Regions from separate parts of the Mus musculus genome. Here region 1 is linked to region 2. A link is a loop called in an ENCODE intact Hi-C map of the cell type or tissue named here. Cell type or tissue: left cerebral cortex. All regions are shown on one strand. Links, peaks and the distances in the headings refer to the core of each region. The heading gives the core; the rest is flanking DNA.

The links. Hi-C counts contacts between places; a loop is a spot of excess contacts. Peaks named below come from ENCODE experiments on the same cell type or tissue, not always from the same donor. Only the 100,000 strongest peaks of a DNase experiment are listed, where the experiment ranks them.
Region 1: it touches region 2 in a loop (2.3-fold over the local background); 1 of 42 quality-filtered maps calls a loop at or near these places.

The regions. Positions count from the first base shown.
Region 1 is chr11:121,430,992-121,438,946 of GRCm38, forward strand. It overlaps Fn3k (fructosamine 3 kinase), which reads left to right and starts at 3,962. Exons shown (of 6, transcript NM_022014.4): 1 at 3,962-4,138; 2 at 6,282-6,433. The coding sequence starts at 3,998. It also overlaps a transcript of Fn3krp not described here. In left cerebral cortex, for the core only: a CTCF peak has its summit at 3,394; DNase peaks (open chromatin) are centred at 3,122, 3,910, 4,448 and 4,704; H3K4me3 peaks cover 2,875 bases; H3K27ac peaks cover 2,968 bases.
Region 2 is chr11:121,231,747-121,239,701 of GRCm38, forward strand. It overlaps Narf (nuclear prelamin A recognition factor), which reads left to right and starts at 5,490. Exons shown (of 11, transcript NM_026272.3): 1 at 5,490-5,605; 2 at 6,673-6,771. The coding sequence starts at 5,579. In left cerebral cortex, for the core only: CTCF peaks have their summits at 3,938, 4,989 (motif pointing right), 5,507, 5,988 (motif pointing right) and 1 weaker place; DNase peaks (open chromatin) are centred at 3,938, 5,025, 5,369 and 5,952; H3K4me3 peaks cover 1,584 bases; H3K27ac peaks cover 1,731 bases.

The DNA.
Region 1 (7,955 bases), core at 953-5,952, 200 kb after region 2:
CAAGACAGGGTTTCTCTGTGTAGCCCTGGCTGTCCTGAAACTCACTCTGTAGAGCAGGCTGGCCTCGAACTTGGATATCCACCTGCCTCTCCCTCCCGAGTGCTGGGTTTAAAGGTATGCACCACCACCACCACCTGGTTTTATGTTATTTTCTAAAATTGTCATTCCTTTGCAACATATGAGCATTAATATCTTTTCTCTTTTAACATTGAAGAAATGGGAAATTTCATTAATGACATTGTTGTTGATAAATCTTTTTGCCTAAAAACTAGAATAAAATTGCAGTTGTTTCAGTGATGCCTAAGACTGGTATATTTCCACATTTATGTACTGAACATTTATTTTAGCTGTTTGCCAGAAAACATCATGTCTTACTTAGTCTTTCATTGCTGTGAAGAGACATGACCACAACAACTCTTGTAGGAGAACATTTAACTGGGGCTAGCTTAACAGCCTCAGAGGTTCAGTCAATTATCATCAAGGCAGGAAGCATGGCAGCATGCAGGCAGACATGGTGCTGGAGGAACCACGAGTTTTACATCTTAGTCCAAAGGCAGCAGAAGGAGACTGTCCCACTGGGTGCTGCTTAAGACCTCAAAGTCTGCCTCTACAGCGACATACTCCTCCAACAAGGTCACATGTAATAATGCCACTCCGTATGGGCCTATGGGGGCCAATTGCATTCAAAACTTACACACATTGTAATGCTATATAGTGATAATTAATAGGTAGAAGTATTCTCTCTCTCTCTTTCTCTCTCTCTCTGAAAGGTGATTGTATTAGTAACTTTTCTGTTGGTGTGATAAAACATCTTGTCCAAGGCAATTTATAGAAAAAAAGACTTGATTTAGGCTTACAGTTAGAGAGTCAGGGTCCATATGGAAGGAACTACGTGGCAGCGGGTGACAGACTTGCTCCAGCTGGAAGTTGAGAGCTCACATGTCAAACTGTAAGCACAAGGCACAGAGAGTGAACCTGGAATGGCCTGTAGCTTTCCTACCTCAGAGCCCACCCCAGGACTTACTTCTTCCAGCAAGGCCATATCTCCTAAACCTACCCAAAAAGCACTACCAACCGGTGACCAAATATTCAAACATCTGAGCTAAGGGAAGCATTTTCATTCAAACCAGCGTGGGATCTCCTGTGGCCCTTGGATTCCTGGTCCTCCTCAGCCCTGTCTTTACCTCCTCTCCAGTTTGATTTCTGTTTTTGTTTACGATATTGTCATTCACAGCCATAAAATGGACCCCAATACTATTTTAAGAGAGTATCCCAACCATCTTGCCTCTGAATTGTCAATGCCTCTTTATAGCCCTCCCTATCCACTGGTGTCCTGTTCTCACAGGTTCTTTCTGTGAGCCTCTCTGTATTTGTAATCTGCCGTGGCCTGCGTGAAGGAAAGTCCAAGGGCAGGCTTTCCTTTTGAGATGACCCAGCAGTCTGTCCAGAAACGGGTGACACATTCCCCTGAAATACATCCCCGGGACTTTTTACACACCAGTTACACACAATAGGTAAGAACCCACCAGAGAGAAGGCAGAACCTACAAAGAACCCACATGCCTCAAACCTCCCAACACTTAAGTTGGCAAGCAATGGAGCCTTCTTAGTCTGAATGAGAATGGTCTGACCAACCTGAGATCCCATCCATAGTCAGTTTGCCAAGCACTTACAAAGAAGTTTCTGAATGGAGTGCTAATGCTTCGTGTTCAGGTGCAGTGGTAGGAAGGGCCCCAAATGGAGACACCAGTCACATTTCGTATAGATGGCTGTCCTGCCCGTTCTTTGCAGTGACATTTCCATGCTGTCAAGTCCATTTACTTAGCATGGCCTTGAAGAATCATAACCAGTAGTGAGGGGAGCAAAGAAGGCCAGAGTGTGTTTGTGTTTGACATAAGCCTGCGAGATCGACTCCAAATCCATGAGGACGCAGAGAGTTAACAAAGCTTTCCTCTGATCTGAGTGGGAAGTCAATGCTGCCTGCAGAAAATGGCCACTGTACTCCTTTCCTCACAGATATTACTGCCTGAAGACTGATCCCCGCAGGGACTGCTCCTACTGAGATCAGTTAAGCCCGCCCTCTTGATTTAGCTGCATACCACAACCCTGCCTACTCGTTCAGCTGTAAATAATAAACACACTGATGTTCTGGGATCTTGAAACTTCTCCATCAGACATCCTTCCCGGCTTTTCTGTGTGTTCATGTGTGTTTTTTCCTTCATTCCCTCACTACCCTAATTAGGTCAGTCCCTGGAGTTGTGTAAGACTCCGCACAGAGGGAAGACACGGACACTGCACTTGGCTTTAGAATCAGGTTAGAAAAGGTCGTTGGGGTAGAACCCTGGCTCTGCAGTCCGCCACTCTGGCTACCATGATTAGGAATGATCAAGCCACATTAGGAGGCCATATCAGTCAATGTTCCTTGCCTGAGTGTGTGCCCAGGTTCCAATCATCCCACATAGCTGCCAGATGCAGGAGTTATTCAAGAGCCTCTAGGGAACCCAGTCTCAGTCTGAGCCCATGACAGGTCACAAGGACCCTGGGGATGGCCAGCACTGACAGGCTTTGCCCCTCTGAGGTATGACAGAGCTCCTAAGATAGGCTCCTCAATGAGGGCTATGCCTACCGAAAACCCATGCAAATGTTATCTCTTCATGTGCTTTGGGCGTCATCTTAGTGTGAGGCTGGTCGATAAAGGAACAGCTGTAGAACTGTCAGCTGGCAGGCCATGAGAAAAACATTGAGCAGCACAGTGCAGCCAGGTCTTCTTGACACATGCTGGGAAGAGTCTTATCCCGCTAGGGCCTGAGACTAGAATTCATAGGATGGAGCCCAAAACCAGACTTGGTTTCATATGTTATGAGCTATGTCTCAGCACTGGGACCCAGGCAAGTTAACTCCTCTATACTTTAGTTTTGTCATAGAGAAGGCAGGAGCTAATTATAGCATCCTCTCAGGATATTTGTGAATGTAGCTGACATTCACTTGTGCCCTGGCACATACTCAAAGCTCAGCAATGGATCTATCCACCCACTAATCTTCCTAGTCCCTTTATAGTCAGCTGGGGACATTGCAGTACAAGAGAGGGACCAGCAGCTCATGGTGGGAGCTGCCATCTGAGGCAACCTCTCCTAAAACACTGAAGGGTTAGCACAGGCTGTCTCTTATATCAGTCTGTGGATGTGTTCTTATATGTATGTGTGTGTGTGCCCATGCATCCATGAGCATATATGTCTGCTGCTTTCCTATCATGGCTGTCTGAAATCCAGAGTTCCACCTACCCTGGGTGGAGTAGGCTGCTGCTATCACACCTCCCACAGTAGCCTCTATCACTCAGCCCTGTGGCATTAAGAGGTGCCACTAGGGCCTAGCCAGGGCACCCCCATGGCTAGGACTCCACCCTTATCTGGACAGTGAGATCTTCTCCATGGGATATCTAAGTCTCTAGGCTATGCCTTGTGTTGCAAGGATAAAGAAGCCCTGACCCAAATCTTTCTGCGCTCTTTCCTGATTCTCCCAGTTATGCAGAGAGCACGGTGCCCAGGGTAGACCCCAGGTGGGTGCAGATGTTCTGGGACTTCACGTGCATTCTGTGAGGACACTCCCTTTCTGTCTCGTGGCTTTACAGAACACCCGCCACCCGGTCTGGGTTCTGTTTCTATAGGGTGTGTTGTTGGAGGAGAAATTCTGAAATGAGCTTAGTAATGAGGGTATCGAGAGCTTTTGCATCCCTCCTTCTCCCACAGCAGCCCCGGGTGGAAATCGCCTTGGAGAGAGAAATTCCTCGCTCTCTTCCCCCTCCCACCCTAGCTCTGGTGCCCAAGAGCATGCAGGGATAGCATGCACCGGAGGTAGCTAGGAGCCAGCAAGCCTGTGTCAGACAATGTTGTGACAGCGCTACGCCCCGCCCCCTGATCCGCCCTCCGCGCGTGTTCCCTTCTGGTCCCCGACTCCCCCTCCTCTGCGTCACCTGACCGCATTCTGCACCTCAACTCTCCATGGAGCAGCTGCTGCGCGCCCAGCTTCACACCACAACACTGCGGGCCTTTGGGAGCTCCGGAGGGGGCTGCATCAGCGAGGGCTATGCCTACTACACTGACAGTGGCCCCGTGTTTGTCAAGGTCAATCGCAGGACACAGGTGCGCTGCCCGGTATACAAGGATAAAGTCTAGGAAGGGGAAAGAGGAATGCAGGATTCTGAGAAGTGGTGGAGGAACTAGACCTGGCGTACCCAACGCTCTGCTGAGGGGTCAACCAGCACTTGCATGCAGGCAGCTTCTTGGGACCAGAGGGTTTCTCTTTGCTGCATGATTATTTTCTTGCTTTTGCTCCCACACAGGGGCTTTAAATTTTCTGTAATCACTGACCATGGGGGAGGTGAGTCTTAGCGGTAAGCTGCTTCTGCCCATGTCTGGTCTCTGCTCTGACCTCAGCTCCTGCATTTTCCCAGCAGGTGAAGAGAGACAGGATTCCCAGGGCTAGGTTAGCACCATCGTTCTCAAAGGCTCTGTTGGTTTCTAGGACGTTTAAGATATCCCCGTTTAAGAATGTATGGAGCCAGGCATACATCTAAACCCTATCACTCTGGTACTTAGGAGGCTGAGACAGGAGGATGGTGAGTTCCATGTCAGCCTGGGCTACATGAGGAGAAGCTGGCTCAAAAACAAAAACAAACTAACAACAACAAAAGAATGCATGGAAAACTGTAAGACAACTGAGGACTGTTAGCTAGAGTCCCTGAGAGCAAGCTGTGCTGGCACAGCATGGTGCTCCCCTTCTGTGGGGGGAGGACTCCAGAGGTTCTGGACTCTGTGGGGAGTAGTTCTGGATAGTGGTTATAGTATCTAGGATGCTCCTGGTATCATTAGAGACGGTGAAGGTAGCACCTCCCTGCTTTCTGTGCAGCGTTGGCCTGGTTTGGAGGTTTACCCTGGAAGCATGGCTGAAGTTTGCAAATGCCCTTCCACAACAGGCTGCTCAGCACATGCCTCTTTGTCCCAAGTGCAGGTTGGCGATTTGAGTGTACCTGTCTGACTTTTCCCCTTGAAAGGGGATTAAGGGGGAAGAATGGTTTACATGTGTGATAATAAATGTTTTGGCTTCAAGTTTCACTTTTAATCAACGATATCCAATTTATTTTGTGTGTATGTATGTATGTGTGTGTGTGTGTGAAAGCTCTGGTTTGCATATTCATGACGTGCGTAGAAGTCAGTGGATAACTTTTGGGGAGTTGGTTCTGTCCTTCGGCCTTATTTTGTGGCAAGGTTTTTCTTGTTTCTGCTGCCACACGGCCTGTTCTAGGCTAGCTGGCCTGAAAGACTCCAGCTGACTGTTTGTCTCCCATCATGTGGTAGGAGGGCTGGGATTACAGATGCACACCACCACATCTGGAACACACTACCACATCTGGATTTTTGGAGATCAAAGCTGGGTGATCAGGCTTGAATGCTTTTACCCACAGTCATCTACTTTTTAATTTTTACAAATGTATGATTCTATATGTAGAAGTGTTCACAAACCCCATGAATAAATGCATGGGGGGGGGGGCTGAGGATGTCATTCATTGTAGAGCATTTGCCTAGTGTGGACAGTCTCCTGGGTTGAGCCTCCCAGCACCACAAATAAATAAGTAAATAAAATGCATGTTTTTAACCAAGGTATAGTGAACAATATGAAAGTTTGCTAAAAATAAGTGGGGGTATTTCTAAGTCACTTAGAAACAAGCCTCTGCATCCCAGAAAAGGCCTGTGGACAAGCTGGGTATACTAGCTTCTCTAGTCCTTGCTAGAATGGAGCCAGGCTCTTCTAACCTCACCACTCTGCCTTCTCTGACTCAAATGTGATCCCAGGTAATTTCTACCATGCCCAAGGCTGCCTGCCCCCACTTAGAGGCATGAAGGAAAACAATACCTTGGAGGACTCAGTCCCAGCCTCAGACTTTGTTGGTTCACACTTCACTTGTACCCATTCCTCTCACCCCACCCCCACCTTGCATCCCCTTGTGACCTGTGCATCTTCCACCGCAAGGCTTTGCTTGTGTGAGTCTCCCCTTAGACCCCTTGAATTCTGGCATCAGGCTTGTCCTTTCAGTTCCTTCTTACCTGAAGGGGTCTCTCTTGAACACTGGCCTCGAGAGATGGAGGTGATGCTGTTTTTCAGTAATTGAAGGCACTTGGTCTTCTGGCTTGTGCCAAGGGCCATGAGTACTTTGGTCTGGCTAGCAAGGTCCCTGTGAGGGTCCAGGATTGCAGAGCTGACAGAGCTCATGGCATTTGGATGCAGGCCCGGCAGATGTTTGAGGGAGAGATGGCGAGCCTGGAGGCCCTCCGCAACACTGGCTTGGTGCGGGTTCCTAAGCCCATGAAGGTGATTGACTTGCCAGGAGGTGGGGCTGTCTTTGTGATGGAGCACTTGAAGATGAAGAGCCTTAGCAGGTGAGTGCATTTGTGTGTATGGGGAGGGAGAGAGCCATGTGCATGTGCAAAGATAGGGAGAGGCTGACATACATATAGAGAGATATGCACAGAAAGAGAGAAAGGCGAGTTTGTACACAGAAAGAGGCAGGGACAGACATAGACACAAGACACAGAGAAACAGACACAGAAATAGAGAAGACAAACAGGTGGAGAGAGAGAGAGAAATGGAGAGAGAGGGAGAAGGGGAGAAATAGAGAGGGAGAGAGGAGAGAGAGTGAACACTAGGTAGCAAGGGAGAGAGAGAGAGAGAGAGAGAGACTGAACACTAGTGAGCATTCTCTGTTGAGCTGCTTACATAATTCAATCCAGTTGCCAGAGGTTTTTTTGTTTTTTGTTTTTTTTTTAAAGGTCTCACAATGCAGTCCTGACTAGCATGGAACTCACTATGTCATGCTGGCCTCTGCTTTCCAAGTGCTGGGATTAAGGGCATGTGTCAAGAGTTCCTTTTTAAAAGATGTATTGTTATTACATATGCATATATATATATGTATATATATATATACACCATATATGTATATATATAGACACACATATGTATATGTATGTATGTATGCCCACATGTATGTGCACCATGTGCATATCTGGTGACCATAGAGGCAAGACAAGGGTGTTGGGTCCCCTGGAACTATAATTCCAGATGTTTCTGAGCTGCCATGTAGGTGCTGGGAGCCTGGGTCTTCTGCAGGTCCTCTTAACGATGAGGCATCTCTTCGGTTCCAGTCCCTGGAGTCCATCCTTTACTTTTTTGGTTTTCTCTTATTAGACCTGAGATCCTGAAAATGAAGCTTCTATTAATTCTCCAACTTTCACAAGAGTAACCAAGCCAACTTTCTCTTTAAATCTTTTTAAAAATATTTATTTATTTATTTATTTATTTATTTATTTATTATATGTAAGGACACTGTAGCTGTCTTCAGACACCCCGGAAGAGGGCATCAGATATCATTACTGATGGTCGTGAGCCACCATGTGGTTGCTGGGATTTGAACTCAGGACTTCTGGAAGAGCAGTCATTGCTCTTAACCACTGAGCCATCTCTCCAGCCTCCTCTACTAAAACTTTAAAAAAGTATTTTATGTGTATGGGTACTTTGGCTGTATGTATGTTTGTGTGCCACATTTGTATACTACCCTCAGAAACCAGAAGAGGGGGTTTTAATCCCTTGTACCTGGATTTACAGAAGGTGTGAGCCACTCTGTGCATCCTGGGAATTGAACCCAGTTCCTCTTGAAAAGCAACCAGTGCTTTGAACTGCTAAGCCATCTCTCCAGCCCCCAGAGTCCTAAGACAAAGATTATTGCTGTTTTTTGTTTGTTCATTTTGGTTTGGGTATTTTAGTTGTGATGAGGCTGCATAAAGTAAGTGTATTTGAACAAGTCCCTTACTTTATGCTGTGTAGTCTACTAACCCAGTTTGACCTTAGAGAGGCTGATCAGTTACCTAGCAACTTAATTTTTTCTCCATTACAGTCATGCATGTT
Region 2 (7,955 bases), core at 1,079-6,078:
CTGAAACCTCACCAATCCCCACCCTGGAAATCTCCACCCTGGAAAGCTCTGGCACAGCCACATCGACTGGAAACAGTGACAGTCACAAAGCCAGCACAGCTGCTTGACACAGTTCCTGCTGAGCTGAGCTGAGCTGAATGCTGTGATCACTGCCATTCTGTCACCTTTGAGGCTTGGTCTCTGTGTGCTGCATCCTTGGGGACTTTCTGCATTATGATTCACTTTGTGTCTTTTCCTGAGAAAAATTATATTCCAGTCTCTCTTAGGAAAATTCTAAAATTAACCTTATCTGGCTGTATGCGTAAGCCTTCCTTATGCTCTGGAGACCATTAAAACACAGATAAACACATAATTAGATAAGACCATTACTGCAGGAAACTTCTTGGTGTATCACCCCCTGAGCTAACTCAAACAGTGTAATTGGTGCAGGGTAAACCGAGACAACTGACAAACTCTGACTGGCCAGGAGAATAGGTTACATTCAAGGCCTCCCTTTACAGTATGCTTAGAGCTTTCTGAAAATGAAGTTTAAAGATAGGGGGTTGTACAGGATACACCCTTGGAGGAATAGAACTAACTCAGTAAGTAACATAGGTTGACTAAAATAAATTTTTCCTACTTTATAGCATAGGTGATGAAGTAATAAAAGAAGTTAGGTATTAGTATTTGTTATTAATAAAAAGACCAGTTCAGATATTTTGTTTGTCTGGAGTGCTTTAAAACTGCAAACATTGCCAGCCAAAAAGCAGGCTGTCATGTAATAAATGTGTTTGCTTTGGAGGAGACATTCTTTAGGTTCTTTAAATTGGAGTTATAGGGCTGATGATAAAAATAAAATCTGTTCTATTTGTATTTTCTGATTGTGACTGAACTTGTAACTCTGGACATAAAGTGAAAAATCAAATATAATCGATACTTCCTGAATAATCATTGTTTTGTGAAATTGTCTTTTGTTCTGTGAAACCTGTAAAATAAAGAAGCACCTGATTACCAGTCAGTCACAGGGGCAAGACTGCCTGGCCACCTCCGCACTCACTCACCTTATCTCCTCCATGGCTGGACTGCCCTGTAGAAAAACTGCCTGGGCAGGCTCCTGGCAAAACTCCTCCCCGAAGAAGCCCTATATAAGCCTGTCTCCTGCTCAACTCCAATCTACTTCTCATCCAAGCATAGGCAACCACTCTCTTTGTTCTGTCACAGCAAATCTCTTGATGAGGTTTGTTGTGTCGGGTTACTTTGTGGTAGTCCTTGGCTCCCTACTGCTAGAATGATCTCCTTTCAGAGCTGTAACACTTCCACTGTAACGACAGTTTAACAACATTGGTGGTTTCCCTCAGAGCTGTGCAACTATTGGGGAAAGCTTTCCCCCTCAGCATACAGCTGCACTGCTCTCATTGAGAAAGCCTTTCCTCTCGGAGATGTAACCCAGTACCTATGTAGTAAGCTAAAATCATTGAGCTAAGCGATAGAGCATTTGCCTGAGACTAAGCAAACCCCGTTGCTTTGAGTGTAGCTGAGAGTCTAGAAGGCAGATTGAAAGCAAGCTCTATTGGTTCAGTGTAGGTAGTTTGTTTTTCCAACACCTATGCTTAATGAAACTGAACAATTTCTGTACCTCTCAGAAACTGGTGTTGGTTATGCAAAACTTGTTTATAATTATCCACTTGCAGAGCTATAATGGCAACACAGGGCAATATAAACATCTTAAAATTTATTATATATTCATTGGCATTTGCCTGCATGCATTCTGTGTGAAGCTGTCAGAATTGCTGCAACTGGAGTACAGTTTTGAGCTGCCATGTGAGGGCTTGGAATTGAACCCATGTCCTCTGGAAGAACAGCCAGTGCTCTAAACTGCTGAGCCATCTCCCCAGCCCCCAATATAAATATTTTATCAGGAAAGTACATATAAGCAACAAAAGCTGAAAGTCTCTCTCAGACAGAAGGAAGATCAGCTGCTAAGAAAACTCTCAGACCAGACCAGCTGCCTGGAAGAGGGTTAGACCAACTGGGACACTTAGAAAAGAGACACTCTCCAACCTCTTGAGCTACCTGTAAGCTGTGGCATGTGCTCCAGGGTCCCAGATTTGTGAGCTGTCACCCAAGCTGTGGTTGGCTTTTGTGATGCACTTTGAATCACTTTGACTCTCATAACCCCTCACCCATATTCCTGCAAATAACCCAGTAGAACTCATTGTTTCCCCAGGTTAGATTCTGGTGGGATCCATACTGTGGTCTGTCATGGGCTCCCTCTTTGGGATGAGGATCATGTGTATGTTGTGACATAATGACAAATCAGGAAGTTCTGTCACACAACCCTGAAAAAATAATAAATAAGAAGTACATGCCTGAAGAGTTCAGTATGACCTAAGAAAACATCTTGCAGGCTGTGTATGTGGCTCAATATAGAATACATATTTGATCTATTTTGATTTACTTGTTTATTTTTTAGATAGGGCCTCACTTTAGTTCTGGGTTGTCCGGAACTCGCTGTGTGAACCAGGCAAGCCTTAACCTCGTGGGGATCCGCCTGTCTCCAAAGCGCTTGGATAAAAGAAGTGCAAAACCATAGCTGGCCTTTGATTTTATTTTGTGTGTGTAAATGTTTTTCCTGTGTGTAGTATGTGTACCACATGTATGTCTGGTGCTCACAGAGGTCAAAAGAGTGCGTCGCTGCCAGCCAGTCATGGTGCACGCCTTTAATCCCAGCACCTGGGAGGCAGAGTCAGGTGGATCCCAGATTTCAAGGCCAGGCTGGTCTACAGAGTGAGTTCCAGGACAGCCAGGTTACACACAGAAACCCTGTCTCAAAACCAAACCAAACCAAAACAAAACAAATCCCCCAAAACCAAAAGAACAACAAAAACCAAGCAGGGTGTCACATACCCTGGAGACAGGAGTTAATGGAAATGTTGGGAACCAATACACAGAATCAGGAATCAACCCAGGTCCTCCGCAATGGCAAATGCTCTAAACTGCTAAGCCATTCCTCCAGCCTCAAGAGACTCCATCTTAATAAAACTCCACAAGTTGGGTGTGGACGTTAATGTTTGGTTACTGCTTCTAAGCATTAAGGTGTGGGTCATAGTGTCTGACTGGCTTCCAGCAGGATAACCAAATCAGATATAATATGTCATTGAACATTTGTAGACTCTTAAGTGTAAGAGTAATCTTTACACAGCTCTCCGCAGTAGTGAAGGGTACTTGATATCAAGTTATTTCTACCAGAATTTTGAGAATAAAAACAGTTTTAGCTATATAAGCGTGCAGAACAAAAAGAATGTGTTGACAGTTCATATGAGTGTAGCTCAAAGAATGTAGAAACAAAAGAAACTCCCCAACTAGACAACTAGACAGTCTTATGATTCCTGTCTTCCCTTCTCTAGTCTTGCCTAACCTTGCAGTTAGTAATCAAGAGGATCAGCAAAATGGCTGAGCTCCTAGAGTTGGTTCTGAGTTTGATCCTTGGAACCAGGATGGTAGGAGAGAACCAACATCTGTATGTGTGCAAGTATATACACAAATGCACACACATACACATATACATATATATTTTTTCCATGTACATGGGAAAATTGCATGAAACAGGAGAGAGGAAGAGAACCAGAAGATAGCTGTGAGACAGAACAGGTTTTGGTTCTGGTGATAGGACCTGGAGCTCCTCGGGCGACTGCCCGTACTCCCGACATCACTGAGAATAATTTTAGTGAACTGAAAGTAAGGTAAACTCACAATGATGTTAACATTTTTATTTCTTTATGTTGTGTGTGCGCACATCCATAGTAGCAAGTGGAGGAGAGGACACCTTGCAGGGGTTTACCTTGCTTTACCTACTAAACCGTTTCACTGGGCCCTAAATTCATATTTCTTTTTGTTTTATGAGCGTTTTGGCAGCATGTGAGCAAATGCACTGTGTGTCTGTTGCCTCCGGTGGCCAGAAGAGGCGCTAGATCCCTCGAGTTGGAGCCCGGGAAGTTTCTAGCCAGTCAGTCACAGGTGCTAAGAACCAACTTTGATCCTCTGAAAGAAAGGCAGTGCTCTTAGCCATCATCTCCCTAGCCCCCTTATATTTCTAATGATATGTTTAAACTCAGCTTTTAGAAGGCACTGAAAAACAAACTCCATTTAACAAGCTAATTCAGAGAATTTAGGGCTGGGGATGTGACAGCCAGCTGTAACTTGGGGGCACTGTTACTGCTGGTCCAGAAACAGGCTGCTCTCAGTTATTAGAGACACTTCCCTCGGTAAACCATTATCCTATAATCTCATTCTATTATTGACATTCCAGGTCAAAGGTCAGTGGCCTTTAAGGGATGCCTGGTACTATAGTAAGTTTCTTTAGCTGTCCCAGGGGAGTTATATGTACATTATTACACAGGACGATTCTCTTGCCCAGCTGTGGATTCCATAGATAAGGTACATCTTTTGTATATTATGTAACTTGCCCTATTCTGTAGGTGGTGTGCAGCTATGATATCTACTTTATAAAGCTTTCCTTTAGCCTTCTTCCAGCATGCTGTTTGGCTCTAAAGCCGCTGTCCTTCAGGTAGGAGTAAGAATGCACTTATTTAATTTAAATTTGAATTGAGTCTGTCTTTGGTCTTTCCCAGGGGATTGGAACACAACAAAAGAATAATGCATTTAATCTGCCTTGGAGACAGGTCTCACTGTGTAGCAGTATAGGGCAGTGTTGGCTTTAATTTTATCATTTTCCTGCCTCAGCCTCCTGAGTGTTGGGTAATTGCCAATAGGCCTGCTCATCCTACCTGTCATTTTGTTTGTAGACAGGTACATGTGTAGTACTGGCCGTCCTGGAACTCAGAGATCTGCCTTGCTCTGTCTCCTGGGTTCTGGGACTAAAGGCATGCGCTAACTCGCCAAGATTCAAGGTCAGCCTACTTTGAATCTACACGCCAGACTCAGCAGCATTGCCCATAAAGCAAAGCAAGCCTGCTGCGCATGTGCACTTGTGCCGCACCGGCCTACGTGAGGCTTCGCTGGCTGGTCATGGCGGCGGTAGAGGGCGGCGCCGGCTCCGCCCTCCAGGAGACGCAGTAGAGCAGAACTTACGACGCTAACTTGATTGAGCGGGCCAGGCCGCGGCCACTGAGCAAGGCGCTCTGAGGTCGCCGCGATTCGGCCTCGTCCGCTCGGTCAGCGCACTCTTCCTGCCTCATACGCCCGCCTTTGCCAACTTTCCCCATTAGTCCTTAACCAGGCAAAAACTGACAGGAGGATATGTCCCGGCCGGGCAACTACTAGTCGAGGGACAAGCTCCACCCCCGTTCTCTGATTGGCTCCTGGGAGGGACCTGCCACTTCCTCACACTCTCATTGGCTTAAGCGGCGGAGGCGGGGTGAGCGTGCCATACCATCCTTGCACTCTTTTCATTGGCTCAGGGGTGTGGCTCATCTTGCTTAGGCTCTCTCATTGGTCTACTACAGTCCTTGGGGCGGGGCCTCCGTGCAAGAAGACAACAAAGGGTCGCAGGTCGCTAGCGGGCGGCAGGCGGCGGTGTTCCAGTCTTCCTTACTCCTCACAGCTTAGGCGCGTCGGCCTCCTGCCAGTCCCACTCCAGATGAAGTGTGAGCACTGCACACGAAAGGTGGGTGCGTCGTCCGGCGGGGCTAGGGGCGAAAGCCAAGGCTGGAATCGGTGGTGAGGGTCGGGCTCAGCCGGGTGCACCTTGCTCTGTTATGTCGGCCTCTGACAGCCATCACCTGTCTGCAGAGGACTGGGCGGCGAGCTGGCTGTTGTCCACTGCAGGCGAGTGCACCGCCGGGACTGTCCGTGGAAGCTACTGTTCTGGGGCCGGGGATTGATCTCAGTCCCGGCACCCTGTTGTGGAAGTGAACGATTAATAAAGTAATTAGAAATGATGCTTTGAGCGGCTCTTCTACTTAAACAACAACAAACTTCAATACAACGAAGTGGAGAAGGAATAAAGGGCAGGCAGGCCCTCCTGTCCTGCTCCACTAGGTGGCTGAAGTGACTGACAGCTGCCTCACTTGCCTTCACACGTGATGCATGTGCAGGAATCTCGTTTGGTTTTTTGTTTTTTTACAGGAATTGTATCATATCCAAATACTCCATACGTTGTTTTTTTTTTTTTTCAGAGAATCGCCTGTAATCTTGTGTAATAGCCACATCTAAATGTTCTTATATATATTACCGTTAGATCACTTCCTGTTCTTCATTACTACTACAAACAATACAAATGGAGGGTGTGAGTGTTTATGTGTACCCTTCTATAAGTATGGATGATTTTATTTTGTAGAAAGGGTTTCTTAGAAGTAAGATCGACTGCTCAGGATATGTTTTGGTTTTTGGCATCACACTAAATTATTCTTGACTGAGCTCGGTGGTACACACCAATGATCCCAGTGCTTGAGAGACTGAGGCAGGAGCTCAAAGTTAGACAGTGCAATTTATCAAGACCCTATCTCATTAAAAAAAAATATGGTAGCACACATCTTAATCTGAGCACTCAGGAGGCAGAGGCAGACTTTCTGTGAATTTGAGGTCAGCCTGGTCTACATGGTGAGTTCCAGGACAGCCAGGACTATGTAGAAAGACTTGATCTAAAAAGGAAAAAAATAGATAAATAAAAATAGAGAAAAGAAAAATAATTTTCCTTTCTAACATCCCCCATCCTTTTTTTTTTTTTTAAAGGAATGTAGTAAAAAATCAAAAACTGATGACCAGGAGAATGTGTCCAGTGATGGGGCCCAGCCAAGCGATGGGGCCAGCCCAGCCAAGGAGAGTGAAGAGGCAAGTAGATGCTTCGGGTTTGTGTCAGCCTAACGTGAGCGTGAGTGGATCGGGTTTGTGTCAGCCTAACGTGAGTGTGAGTGGAGTGGCTACTGTTGTTTCTTCTGTCCAGTCTTATACTACCTTGCACTTCACTGCTCTAAGAAAGACTGAAGTAAAAGTGGGAAGAGCCATGTATAGGACAGTCTTGAGTCTTCTCAAACATACCAGGCCAGGAACTGCTTGAGAAATAGGAATATTGTGGTACAGTGTTGAAACCTTATTCTATAAAATGGAAGGAACTCACATTCTGTAATGCATGCAGACTTGAGGGTCAAGTTCCATGATTCTTTAAGCTTGCTGTTTAAGTTAACTAAGCTGCTTGTTTAGTTCAGTTCTTGTTTCAGCTAGTTGTGATGCTTGTTTGTACATACTGTATCACATTGTATCACATATTGTATCACATTTGGAGCTGAGCTTCATACCTGTCTCACTTCATGCTCTGAAGAGGCTACTGCATGTGTCATGCCACACTATGGATTCACAGAGAAGGTTACAGTCACAGTTGTCTTAGAAAATATTAGGACTAGTCAGGAATGCTGGTACACCTTTGGAGGTCCAGCTCAAGGTCAACCTAGGCTGTATAATGAGACCTTATCTCAACACAAAAACTGAGGGAGGGCTAAGGATTAGTCAACTGATAGAGAGCTTAGCTAGCTAGCCTGAAATTCTGAGCTCAATCATTTCAAACAAACAAATTGATTTTAGAGCTTACTAGATAGCTCAGCCGGTAAAGACACTTGCCACCGAGTCTCAGGATGTCAGTTTGATCCCCAGAACCCATATATGACATCTGGAGACTTATGAACACAGGTGACAGGAAAAGACCAGTTTTTACAAGTCGTCTTTCTACCTTTACACCAACATATTGCACACACACACATAACATCAAACAAGAAAGCAATCAGTCAATGTAATATAAAACTTTTTTATGTAAGTGTAGAATTAATGACATTGGGGAAGTAGGTGGCAGGAATTTTTTTCCTTCGACCTAGTACTTCTGATGTACTGTTTAATCTGATGGGCATAGTTCTGGCCCTCCTGTGTGTCCAGTGCTGTCCTTTGTGAAGCAGGCCTCTGGGGAGCAGCAGTGCACCAAGAGGCAATGGTCCCTGGAGTCCTGGATCAGTTTGGGCCAATGCTTT